Linked DNA regions of Homo sapiens: regions 1, 2 and 3 are each linked to region 4. The links are chromatin contacts, found by Hi-C in ENCODE. All regions are on one chromosome and are shown on one strand. Each heading gives the region's core, a stretch centred on a gene start or an enhancer-like site at or near the end of the contact. The rest is flanking DNA. Distances are from core to core; before and after follow the strand shown. Region 1 holds the start of PCSK5 (proprotein convertase subtilisin/kexin type 5). Region 2 holds the start of CEP78 (centrosomal protein 78). Region 3 has its middle 35 kb from the start of CEP78. Region 4 holds the start of VPS13A (vacuolar protein sorting 13 homolog A).

The links. Hi-C counts contacts between places; a loop is a spot of excess contacts on that map. Pooled maps may share reads with other maps.
Region 1: a loop to region 4 is called in a map of CD8-positive, alpha-beta T cell, with 22 times the contacts of the local background. The contact joins the promoter of PCSK5 here to the promoter of VPS13A in region 4. A Hi-C loop is called at or near these places in 6 of 168 maps with a recorded cell type or tissue (CD4-positive, alpha-beta memory T cell, CD8-positive, alpha-beta T cell, ascending aorta and 1 more) and 13 of 50 pooled maps.
Region 2: a map of B cell shows a loop between it and region 4 (22-fold over the local background). The contact joins the promoter of CEP78 here to the promoter of VPS13A in region 4. A Hi-C loop is called at or near these places in 11 of 168 maps with a recorded cell type or tissue (B cell, CD4-positive, alpha-beta T cell, CD4-positive, alpha-beta memory T cell and 6 more), 13 of 37 single-sample maps with no recorded cell type and 25 of 50 pooled maps.
Region 3: a loop to region 4 is called in a pooled map, with 5 times the contacts of the local background. The contact joins the enhancer-like site here to the promoter of VPS13A in region 4. A Hi-C loop is called at or near these places in 3 of 168 maps with a recorded cell type or tissue (B cell, CD4-positive, alpha-beta memory T cell and naive thymus-derived CD4-positive, alpha-beta T cell) and 8 of 50 pooled maps.

The regions. Positions count from the first base shown.
Region 1 is chr9:75,889,390-75,892,089 of GRCh38, forward strand. PCSK5 (proprotein convertase subtilisin/kexin type 5) reads left to right here and starts at 1,284. Exons shown (of 38, transcript NM_001372043.1): 1 at 1,284-1,984. The coding sequence starts at 1,793.
Region 2 is chr9:78,234,435-78,237,338 of GRCh38, forward strand. It overlaps CEP78 (centrosomal protein 78), which reads left to right and starts at 1,641. Exons shown (of 17, transcript NM_001330691.3): 1 at 1,641-2,169. The coding sequence starts at 1,917. RefSeq lists an enhancer at 1,370-2,039 and a silencer at 1,665-2,034.
Region 3 is chr9:78,199,937-78,202,651 of GRCh38, forward strand. No RefSeq gene overlaps it. Among named protein-coding and RNA genes, the nearest start is that of CEP78, 35 kb to the right of the region's middle. Within about 2 kb of position 1,380, at least 6 of the 41 ENCODE cell types and tissues checked have a DNase peak (open chromatin) inside an H3K27ac peak, as active enhancers do; they include B cell, where a contact is called at or near this core.
Region 4 is chr9:77,176,259-77,178,986 of GRCh38, forward strand. It overlaps VPS13A (vacuolar protein sorting 13 homolog A), which reads left to right and starts at 1,276. Exons shown (of 72, transcript NM_033305.3): 1 at 1,276-1,546. The coding sequence starts at 1,447. It overlaps VPS13A-AS1 (VPS13A antisense RNA 1), which reads right to left and starts at 1,659. Exons shown (of 2, transcript NR_026668.2): 1 at 1,369-1,659; 2 at 498-648. RefSeq lists silencers at 904-1,233, 995-1,289, 2,272-2,441 and an enhancer at 995-1,289.

The DNA.
Region 1 (2,700 bases), core at 34-2,533, 1.3 Mb before region 4:
GGGGATGATGTTATTTTGTGGGTTTGTTTTCAAGATTAAATAATATAGCATACCTTATACAATATGTAAAATGTCAAATGCTATGCTCAAAGGTACTAGTGGAATTTTAAGTCTGCAGGTATCTTTCAGATTTTAAAAAATCAGTACCAAAAGCTATAGGTGGGATGAGTTAATTAATCTCAAACACATTTAAATTAACAGGAAGAAAGAAATAGGGCATGGTAGGAGGAGAGAAAGGAGGACAGTTAGGGATATAGTGAATACTTTTAAAGTCAGTTGAATTATTTCATACGGGATAATTTTTCTTGTCACAGTAAATCACCCTGTGCCCCACCCCCGCTCCAGGAAGGCAGGGAGGTTGTAAAGGAGAAGCGAGAAGAGGGTTAATTTGAGCTCCCTCCTGCCTGCTGCAGTCACAGTGCATGATAGAGTAATGAAGGTGACGCCGCCACATATCTCATCTGAACTTCCTCTGTGGTCTTTTTCATATTAAAGTCTTTCACTGTTACAGGACTGTGCTTGGAAAAGTTGGGAAACTTTTCCCTTGGTGGAGAAAAAGAAGCCCTCGTCAGACGCAATCCAACAAATGAATGGAGTTATTTCCTTGGCCCAACATGTCCATCCACTAGCACACCAAATATTCATAGAAACATCTTTCCTCACTTCCAAGGCCGGAATTGTACTCTCCCGTGGCGTTGCCTAGTATCGCAGATTTCGAAAGTGAGCAGGCAACAGACTTGGCTTTCGAGCCAATTCTAGGAGTCGATGCGACTTACTGTCCTGTGTGGTAGCTTCTCCCGGGAGCAGAAAGTGTAAAATAAACAGCTGCTGAAAAGCATGAAGAATTAACGAAGTGAAAATCTCGAGTTATTTGTTCGGCAATTGACACGTAAGTGACCTCCTTAAATGCCTAGTTATTTAAGGACGTTTAGAACGAGGATGAATGAATCTTCAGGGCGGTTAATTCGCACCGGCGTGTAAATTTCTTTAGTCTTTCGGGAAGTGGCGGTAAATTCATACAAATCCAGCAGGGAGGGAAGAGAAGGGAGTAAAACCACGATCTCGGAGCGCTCTTCTCAGTCCTTTGGAAAGACTTGCCTTTACTGCCCGGAACCCTGGAGGTTACAGCTGGGCGAACCCGGAGGCGCTAGGACCTCGTCAGCGCCTGGCTGCGGCCGCTTTCAAGAGGGCGGAGGAGGGAGAGGAGGAGGGCGATGTGGGAAAGGAGGGGTGTTAAGGGGGGCGGGGGAAGTCATTTATGCAGAGCAGGAGCTGCTGCCATTGCCACTCAGAATCCTCGCGCGCTGCTCGGAGCCGGAGGGAGCGCTGGGAGCGAGCAAGCGAGCGTTTGGAGCCCGGGCCAGCAGAGGGGGCGCCCGGTCGCTGCCTGTACCGCTCCCGCTGGTCATCTCCGCCGCGCTCGGGGGCCCCGGGAGGAGCGAGACCGAGTCGGAGAGTCCGGGAGCCAAGCCGGGCGAAACCCAACTGCGGAGGACGCCCGCCCCACTCAGCCTCCTCCTGCGTCCGAGCCGGGGAGCATCGCCGAGCGCCCCACGGGCCGGAGAGCTGGGAGCACAGGTCCCGGCAGCCCCAGGGATGGTCTAGGAGCCGGCGTAAGGCTCGCTGCTCTGCTCCCTGCCGGGGCTAGCCGCCTCCTGCCGATCGCCCGGGGCTGCGAGCTGCGGCGGCCCGGGGCTGCTCGCCGGGCGGCGCAGGCCGGAGAAGTTAGTTGTGCGCGCCCTTAGTGCGCGGAACCAGCCAGCGAGCGAGGGAGCAGCGAGGCGCCGGGACCATGGGCTGGGGGAGCCGCTGCTGCTGCCCGGGACGTTTGGACCTGCTGTGCGTGCTGGCGCTGCTCGGGGGCTGCCTGCTCCCCGTGTGTCGGACGCGCGTCTACACCAACCACTGGGCAGTCAAAATCGCCGGGGGCTTCCCGGAGGCCAACCGTATCGCCAGCAAGTACGGATTCATCAACATAGGACAGGTAACGAACTACAGGCTAGCCCAGCCCTCGGCCCTGAAGCCACTGGGGGCTTCTTGTCCCCTCTGCGTGGAACCCCCTCCCCCTCTTCCAGATGTGCTCTAGCAGCTGTTGCCCTAACTCTTGGGCGATGCTCTGTCTCCTGCGCGCGCGCGCGTACGCACACACACACACACACACACACACACACACACCCCAGAGTTGCCGGGTCCGTGTTTTGTTTACTTGTCTTTTCCAAGCCACGCGGGACTGGTAGGGTCTCGGGAAAAATCCAGAGTGCCCCCGTGGTGGCTTCAGAGACGGCTGGACCTTTTGACCTGAAAAGTCGAGTAGCACTAGTAATCTGAGGCAGTCTCAGAGAGGGTGATCGTGGGGAGAGGGGGAAATTAGGTCTTTTGGGGGATAGGGGGTGAGCGCGCCTCTGATGCCTGCGGGGAAGGGAAAGCCTTTCCTGCTCGGACCTGAATTTAGCCCAGAAAGAAGTTTCCTCTTGGGCGAGAGAACCTCTGGCGCTGGAGACTCCGGAGGCGCGGGGACTGGAGCTGGAAGGGAGGAGAAAGGAGGGGGAGGGAAGAGGGGGCCGGCCCCGGTGTGAGTGCAGATTTAGGGGAGACCTCTAGGCTTTCTCGCCTTAAGCGAGGTCCGCGTGGGGGCTCCCGGAAGGGAGTTGTAGTGGGGAGGTGGGAAACTTCCGAAACCGGCTGGCTGGGTTCCGCTCC
Region 2 (2,904 bases), core at 391-2,890, 1.1 Mb after region 4:
GGAGGAGGGAGCTTTAAAAAGGTAATGGACACTACATTAATTGATGCTGGAGACTAGAAAGAAAATGGATAGAGCAACAAAGAAATCGTAAAGTTGGAAACAATTTAAATTACCATCAACAGAAAAACAGACACATTACTGTATGTTTCTACATGGAACTCCCATATAACAACAGGGAAAATAAATGAATATCTCTATATGTCAACACGGATGGACCTAGTAAAGGTAACGATAAGTAAAGTAGGAAAAGAAAATATAGAATGTTATATACTGCTTACTTACATATGTAGCAGAAATATAAAGACATACATTGCAACGATGAATACCAAGTTCAGAAGAGCAGTTATCTCAGAGTCAGAGAGTAGTCGTGATTGGGAAGGTGGTTACACAAAGCTCTTCAACAGGAATGGTAATGTTTCATTTATTAAGCTGGTTTATGAATATACAAGCGTTTACTATATTAAGATTTGAGCATGTCGCACATAAAAATAATTGGTGACCATATCTCCGGAATTTTAGAGACGCCTGCATATGTGTGTTGGAAGTAAGTTGGAGTATCCGGAATGCAGTGGGTGGAACAGGAATGCAATAAACACAATGTCTAAGGCTCTACCGGAGGACTATCATTGCTCTAGCAATTGCATACCAATAGAAGGAGAGGTCAATTATCTGGATTCTTCCACTTAGCTTCCACTTAACTTCCCCGTTCCTCAGTTTCCCCTTTTGTAAAGTAGAATATAATAGTATATTCCTTGAGATGTTAGGAGAATGAAATGATTTCATACTTAAACATTGCTTAAAATAATCCCGAGGACATTATTTCAAATAAGTACTAGTTACAAGGGAGTTAGCCAACATCATCGTCAGTACAAAACAAACTGATTCACAGCAAACACAATAAAGTCCTGAATTCATGAAACACTCTTCAATTTGCCAGGAACCGTGTGAGATATGCAGAAACTACAGAAATTAAGGCTTATTTGTAGATATTAACACAGACATAAAAGATTTAATGACCGCAGTTCACGTTCAATCAGCCGTTCCCACATCCCTTGAGTGCAGTCTCTGTGCTGGCTGGACACTGCAAGCACAGACACATTCCTCAGATGTTTAGACTTTTTTTAAAAGTGCGTTGTTACATCCACATTTCACTTTTTATTTTCTTTCTTTTTTTGAGACGGAGTTTCGCTCTTGTCGCCCAGGCTGGAGTGCAATGGCAAGATCTCGGCTCACTGCAGCCTCCGCCTCCCGGGTTCTAGCGATTTTCCTTCCTCAGCTGGGATTACAGGCGAGTAGCTGGGATTACAGGCGCCCGCCACCATGCCCGGCTAATGTTTGTATTTTTAATTGAGACGGGGTTTCGCCATGTTGGCCAGGCTGGTCTCGAACTCCTGACCCCAGGTGATCCGCTCGCCCCCGCCTCACACAGTGCTGGGATTACAGGCGTGGGCCACCGCGCCCGACCACACATTTCACTTTTATTCGGATCGATCAGTAAACTCTTTCGCAAACCCTCAAACTCTCCCGACCACTATCTCAGGTAGCAGCGAACTCACCCGTCCTCAGGAGGCGGGACCTGCGTGCCGACGCACAGCGAGCACGTTGACGTCTTGGCGCACCGTTCCACGGCACCGCCCACCGGCTTGAATCCCGGCGCCTCAGAGGACTATGAGGCGGGCGCCAACTGCTTGGGCCGCAGGGCGGGAGGCAGCGCGGGAGTGGGGCGTTGAGGGGCCGGCCTAGCTTGGGGCTCTGGCCTTGCGTCTTCCGACCGAATCACCGCTCCTGAGCCCGGTGCGGGGCTGCCGCTATCGCCTGGCCGTGGGTGCCGGAGCGGCCGGGTTGCGACTCAGCGTTCTTGGGTGGGCGCGGGCGGCGTCTCCGCGGCGGGCATCCCCCGAGGCCGCCCTCGGGCCATGATCGACTCCGTGAAGCTGCGCCGCGACAGCGCGGCGGACTTCTTCTCCCACTACGAGTACCTGTGCGCGCTGCAGAACTCGGTGCCGCTGCCCGCCGTGCGCGCCTGTCTCCGGGAGGGCGTGCTGGATTTCAACGCCGACCGCCTCCGCGGGGTGGACTGGGCGCCTCTGCTGAGCACCCTCAAGATCAATAAAGACCTGCCCTTGGTCTCCATCAAGAGCTTCTTCCAGCCCTGGCTGGGGGACACAGGTTTGTAGTTCCCGCCTCCAGGGCCCCTCAGTCGGTGCGGCGAAGTGGGTTTTTAGGTGAGTGGTGTCCATTGTCGGGGTATGTGTGCAATAGAAGGGGTGTGCGGCCTGGACACTCACGAGCTAGGTGAGTGGCTTAAGGTCTCTAGGGCTTCAGTGTGCTCATCCGTAACATGGGCTTAATAACGAGACCCAGGTTATGTGCGCCTTCGCAAGGATTCCCTGCGCTGCTGATGCCTGCAGAGCTCTTAGCACAGTTTGGGACATCATTAAACATTTGACAGATGTTACCTATTTTATTGAATGACTTTGATTTGCCTGATAGAGAACTAAGCAGGTAGGAAATTAATACATGTCAGCCTTTGTCTTTTTTTTTTTTTTTTTTTTTTTTTTTTTGAGACACTGTTTCACTCTGTCGCCCAGGCTGGAATGCAGTGGCAAGATCTCGGCTCACTGCAACCTCCGCCTCCCGGGTTCAAGTGATTCTCCTGCCTCAACCTCCCGAGTAGCTGGGATTACAGGCGCGCGCCACCATGCCCGGCTAATTTTTGTATTTTTAGTAGAGATGGGGTTTCACCATGTTAGCCAGGCTGGTCTCGAACTCCTGACCTCAGGTGATCCGCCCGCTTCGGCCTTCCAAAGTGCTGGGATTACAGGCATGAGCCACCGCGCCCGGCCTGTCTTCATTTTTTAAGGTGTATATAAGAAGTTTGTAAAGTGCTTTACAAATACAAGC
Region 3 (2,715 bases), core at 130-2,629, 1.0 Mb after region 4:
GAGGCTTGGAATTTGAGGTTCATCTTCCTTGGAACTCCCAAAGTTCTTTACATATATCTTCCTTATGTCATTTACCTCCCTCTGCTTTGTGTTTTGTTTTTGTATTATCTCTTCTCCATTACAAGATTCGAAGGTCATCAAGGCAGCAAACATCCTTGAATACTCTGCAGCTTGTAGCATATTGCCTTTTGCAGAGATATGCACTGACATACACAATTGTTTCTTCACAACATTATCACCTGTCGAAGTCCAAAAGGAATTGGTTTGTTCAAATAGAATCCTGTGCAAAGAGTTATTTCAGTAAATGTTTGGAAATGAGGGTTTTTTTTTTTGTTTGTTTGTTTTTGCTATTTTTGTTGAAAACAAAAGATGAATTATGGAAAACACTACCTCACCATGATCATTCTCCATTAAAGTTGAAGTTGTTTAAATTTAAGCATATGTAAACTGAATGCATTAATACAATGAAAATAAATACCCTATTGTATCTACAAAGGAGAGGGTGTAAAATAGATTATGGGAGAAATATAACCTCCTCCAAAATAAGCAGAGTGATATACCCTAGAAGAAATTCCAGACCTTGGCCATGTAGTCATCCTCAATCCTTTTTCATGGTTAATGCCAACAGTAGAGGGGATATGTTTGTAGCTTCCTTGTAGATCCTAGACCCAAGAAAAGATGAGGGGAATAGTGAGGTAAAGAACTATTTACCGGGGGAGGGCTGGCAAGATAGTCAAATAGGAAGAGATCCAGTCTGCAGCTCCCAGCAAGACCAACGCAGAAGGTGAGCGATTTCTGCATTTCCAACTGAGGTACCCGGTTCATCTCACTGGGACTGGTTAGACAGTGGGTACAGCCCACGGAGGGTGAGCAGAAGCAGGGTGGGGCGTCACCTCACCTGGGAAGAGCAAGGTGTCAGGGAACTACCTCCCCTAGCCAAGGGAAGCTGTGAGGGACTGTGCTGTAAGTGCTATCTGGCCCAGATACTATGCTTTTCCCATAGTCTTCGCAACCTGCAGACCAGGAGGTTCCCTTGGGTGCCTACACCACCAGGGCCCTGGGTTTCAAGCACAAAGCTGGGCAGCCATTTGGGCAGATACCAAGCTAGCTGCAGGAGTTTTTTTTCATACCCCAGTGGCACCTGGAATGCCAGCAAGACAGAACCGTTCATTCCCCTGGAAAGGGGGCTAAAGCCAGTGAGCCAAGTGGTCTTGCTCAGTGGATACCACCCCCACGGAGCCTAGCAAGCTAAGATCCACTGGCTTGAAATTCTCACTGCCAGCACAGCAGTCTGAAGTCAACCTGGGATGCTTGAGCTTGGTGCGGGGAGGAGCGTTCACCATTACTGAGGTTTGAGTAGGCGGTTTTCCCCTCACAGTGTAAACAAAGCCTACAGGAAGTTCGAACTGGGCGGAGCCCACCGCAGCATGGCAAAGCTGCAGTAGCCAGACTGTCTCTCTAGATTCCTCCTCTCTGGGCAGGGCATCTCTGAAAGAAAGGCAGCATCTCCCTGGGACAGAGCACCTGGGGGAAGGGGCGGCTATGGGCACAGCTTCAGCAGACTTAAACGTTCCTGCCTGTCGGCTCTGCAGAGAGCAGCGGATCTCCCAGCACAGCCCTCGAGCTCTGCTAAGGGACAGACTGCCTCCTCAAGTGGGTCCCTGACCTCCGTGCCTCCTGAGTAAGAGACACCTCCCAGCAGGGGTCGACAGACACCTCATACAGGAGAGCTCTGGCTGGCATCTGGCGGATGCCCCTCTGGGATGAAGCTTCCAGAGGAAGGAACAGACAATCTTTGCTGTTCTGCAATCATTGCTGTTCTGCAGCCTCCGCTGGTGATACCCAGGCAAACAGGGTCTGGCGTGGACCTCCAACAAACTCCAGCAGACCTGCAGAAGAGGGGCCTAACTGTTAGAAGGAAAACTAACAAACAGAAGGCAATAACATCAACAAAAAGGATGCCCACACAAAAACCCCATCTGAACCCCAACAGCAAAGACCAAAGGTAGATAAATCCATGAAGATGAGAAAAAAAACAGTGCAAAAATGCTGAAAATTCCAAAAACCGGAATGTCTCTTCTCCTCCAAAGGATCACAACTCCTTGCCAGTGAGGGAACAAAATTGGACGGAGAATGAGTCTGACGAATTGACAGAAGTAGGCTTCAGAAGGTGGGTAATAACAAACTCTTCTGAACTAAAGGAGCATGTTCTAACCCAATGCAAGGAAACTAAGAACCTTGATAAAAGGTTATAGGAACTGCTAACTAGAATAAGCAGTTCACGGGAGAACATAAATGACCTGATGGAGCTGAAAAACACAGCATGAGAACTTCATGAAGCATACACAAGTGTCAATAGACGAATCAATCAAACAGAAGAAAGGATATCGGAGATTGAAGATCAACTTAATGAAATAAAATGTGAAGACAAGATTAGAGAAAAAAGAATGCAAAGGAACGAATAAAGCCTGCAAGAATATGGGATTATGTGAAAAGATCAAATCTATCTCTAATTGGTGTACCTGAAAATGACAGGGAGAATGGAACCAAGTGAAAAACACATATCAGGATATTATCTAGAACTTCCTCAACCTAGCAAGACAGGCCAACATTCAAATTCAGGAAATACAGAGAACAGCACAAAGATACTCCTTGAGAAGAGTAACCCCAAGACACAAAATCATCAGATTCACTAAGGTTGAAATGAAGGAAAAA
Region 4 (2,728 bases), core at 26-2,525:
TCCGTGCAGGTATTCTGAAGCAGACTGTTAGCTGAATGAGAGAGAAGCAGGTGGGGTGGTAGCCAATCAGAAGGGCCAAGTTCCAGTTCTTCCACAGAACATTGGTTGTATGACCTTGCACACATCCCTAACACTTCAGCTTCATTATATTTAAGACTAGGAGGTTGGAGACCTCATAAAGGTCCTTCAAATATAAAATTATATGAAAAACATTCATAAACTCAGGTAAAAACTTACAGTTTTTGTCAGGCATTCTACTTGCAAAGGCACACCCTAAACATTTAATTTTGAAAAGTCGGTGACTATGCACAAAAAGTAGTAAAATGACACAGGAATTAATAGAAATCCATCATTATTCATTTAACGTGTAAAGAGAAAACGCTCAATGTACACTTTTTCGGTCCTGCAGATGATTAATTACAGTTCTCTAAACCTCACATTTAGCATCTCTGTGACCTCAGGCCTTTGGGATTACTTCTAAGTAAGACCAAACAGGTCGAAAGATCTGTAATTGTAATTTATTTTAGGTCAGTGGTTCGGTGGAGGCATAGGGGTCAAGGGTCCAGCACTCCCAGTATTTCTTGGAGGGTGTTCAGCAGTTTCCAGACCGGCTGACTCCAACTCTTATCTGCAGGGAAGCGTGTTACTCTTTGGAATGAAAGACAGCTCCGTATAAATGACTTGACCAAAAATGGGTGCTCATCTCAGATGCAGGGCAGGGACTATGTAACTCCATCCTCGACTCGCAGCAGGAAGTTAACTCCTCCTGAGAGCCAGGCGGTCGGAGGACCAGGCGGGGAGGTTACAGGCACCAAGACACCCAGGCTGGCTGGACCCTCCCACCCTGTAATGATGAGGGGAGATGCTCCCTGGGACAGCCCCCTTGAAGCTTCTGGCGACGGGGCTGGGATCCGCCCACCCTTACTCAGGGGCGAGCCCTGTCATACGCGTGGAAGCGGCCACCACCTTCTAGGGGGAGGGGCGTTCCCGTCGGGCGTAACCGCCCCGCCCTGGGGGGCCGCTGGGGACGCTGATCTGCAGGAGGGGGCGGGGTCGGAAAAAATCCGGTAGCTCCAGACCGGTGTCCCGTTGCCAGGCGATGGGGAGGAGGCGGGGCCGACAGGAAAGAGGAGCCGGGCTCGGCGCGAAAAGGGCACCCTCCAGAGCCGCGGCCGCGCAGCCGCCTTTCCTCCCTCTCAGGGCTGCGCGCCCAGGTCTGCGCCGCGCTCCGCCTCCAGCCGCGCGCAGACTTGCGCACGCGTCGTGAGAGCGACCGCCTCCGTCTCTCGCTGGGCTCGCTAGGGCTGCGCGTTGGGCCAGCGGGGGCGCCGCAGCTGAAGCCGCCCCGGAGCCGGTGAACCGAATTACCTCGAGGGAGGGGCGTGGGGAAGGCGGCGGGAGGAGGAGCGCACGGGCCGGCTGCCGTGCCCACCACGGCTGAGGAACATGGTTTTCGAGTCGGTGGTCGTGGACGTGTTGAACCGGTTCTTGGGGGACTATGTGGTGGACTTGGACACGTCCCAGCTCTCTCTGGGCATCTGGAAAGGTAAGGAGGCCGCCGCCGCCGCTCCCCGGCCTCTCGTGCTTCCCGGCCGTCTCGCTGCCCGAGCGGCGTCCTGCGTTCTCGGGGCTTCGAGCACCTTGCTCGCCGGGTGCAGCCACCTGCCGCCGCCCGCCTGTGGGTCAAGTTACGTAAAGCCGGGCGGCAGTTCCCTGGCCTCCGCCCTCGAGTTGTTTATATTTTGGGGGAAAGGAGAGGGTCATGAGTGCGGGATGAAAAGGTCTATATTTTCCGAGCGGAGCGGACTTGCCGTGGGCTCCGTGGGTCTGGCGTTCAAGTCCCGGCGAGGGGCCGTTCTCTACCCCTGGCCCCGCACGGTCCGGCTTTAGCCGCGCGGGGCGAGGAGGCGAGACGACGCCTTCCTGGGCTGGGTCCCATCCCTGTCCTTTGCCCCCCTGGGTTTATGACGAAGGCCCCAGAAATCCCCCGCGTGTTGCATGCTGCCTCGCACGTGAAGGCAGGGCGCTGTGACCGGGGACGCCCGCTTCCTTGCTTCCCCAGCCTCAATTCCTGGCTTCACCCGTGGTGCTTTCTGCTCTCCCCCTTCCGGCCCTAGGACCCGGACGCCGGCTCTCTCTCGCCTGGGTTCGGCGGATAACAAAAAGGAAACTCAAGTGCAAAGTAACTCAAACAGTTGCTTGTGTGGTTGCAGTTAACAGCCTGACCTAGGAATGTGTAACATTTTCAAGACTTTAGGATATGTGGGTCAGAGTGAATTGCCGAATTTTAAAGAAAAACCAGGGCGTGCGGTGCAACGTCTCAGACCTGCAAAAGACCGGGCTGAACAGGGCCCTACGCTGCCTAGGTGGTGAAGGACCGAGCTTTCCTTGTGTCCGTTTAGTGTGGTATTCTGCCTTAGTGAGAGCCTCATTTTTAGTGTTTCCATCTGTTTTTGCATTATGCGCTTGTTTATTTTAAACACCCGCTAGAAATTAGACTCCTTTGTGAAATGAATTTCCCAGGCCAAAGTGAGGGTTAATTTTGTGTGTGAAGTGTGTGTGTTTAAATATATATTTAAAGTAATTTATTCTTGTCTGTGCACACACTTCCAGTCTTCTTCTAAAATACTTACCTTGACTCTTCTCGTTTATGAGATAATGTAAACAGGTAGTTTAGTTTGATTTTAAAGAATGTTACTACCGTGGGGACCTAGTATCATGATGGAGA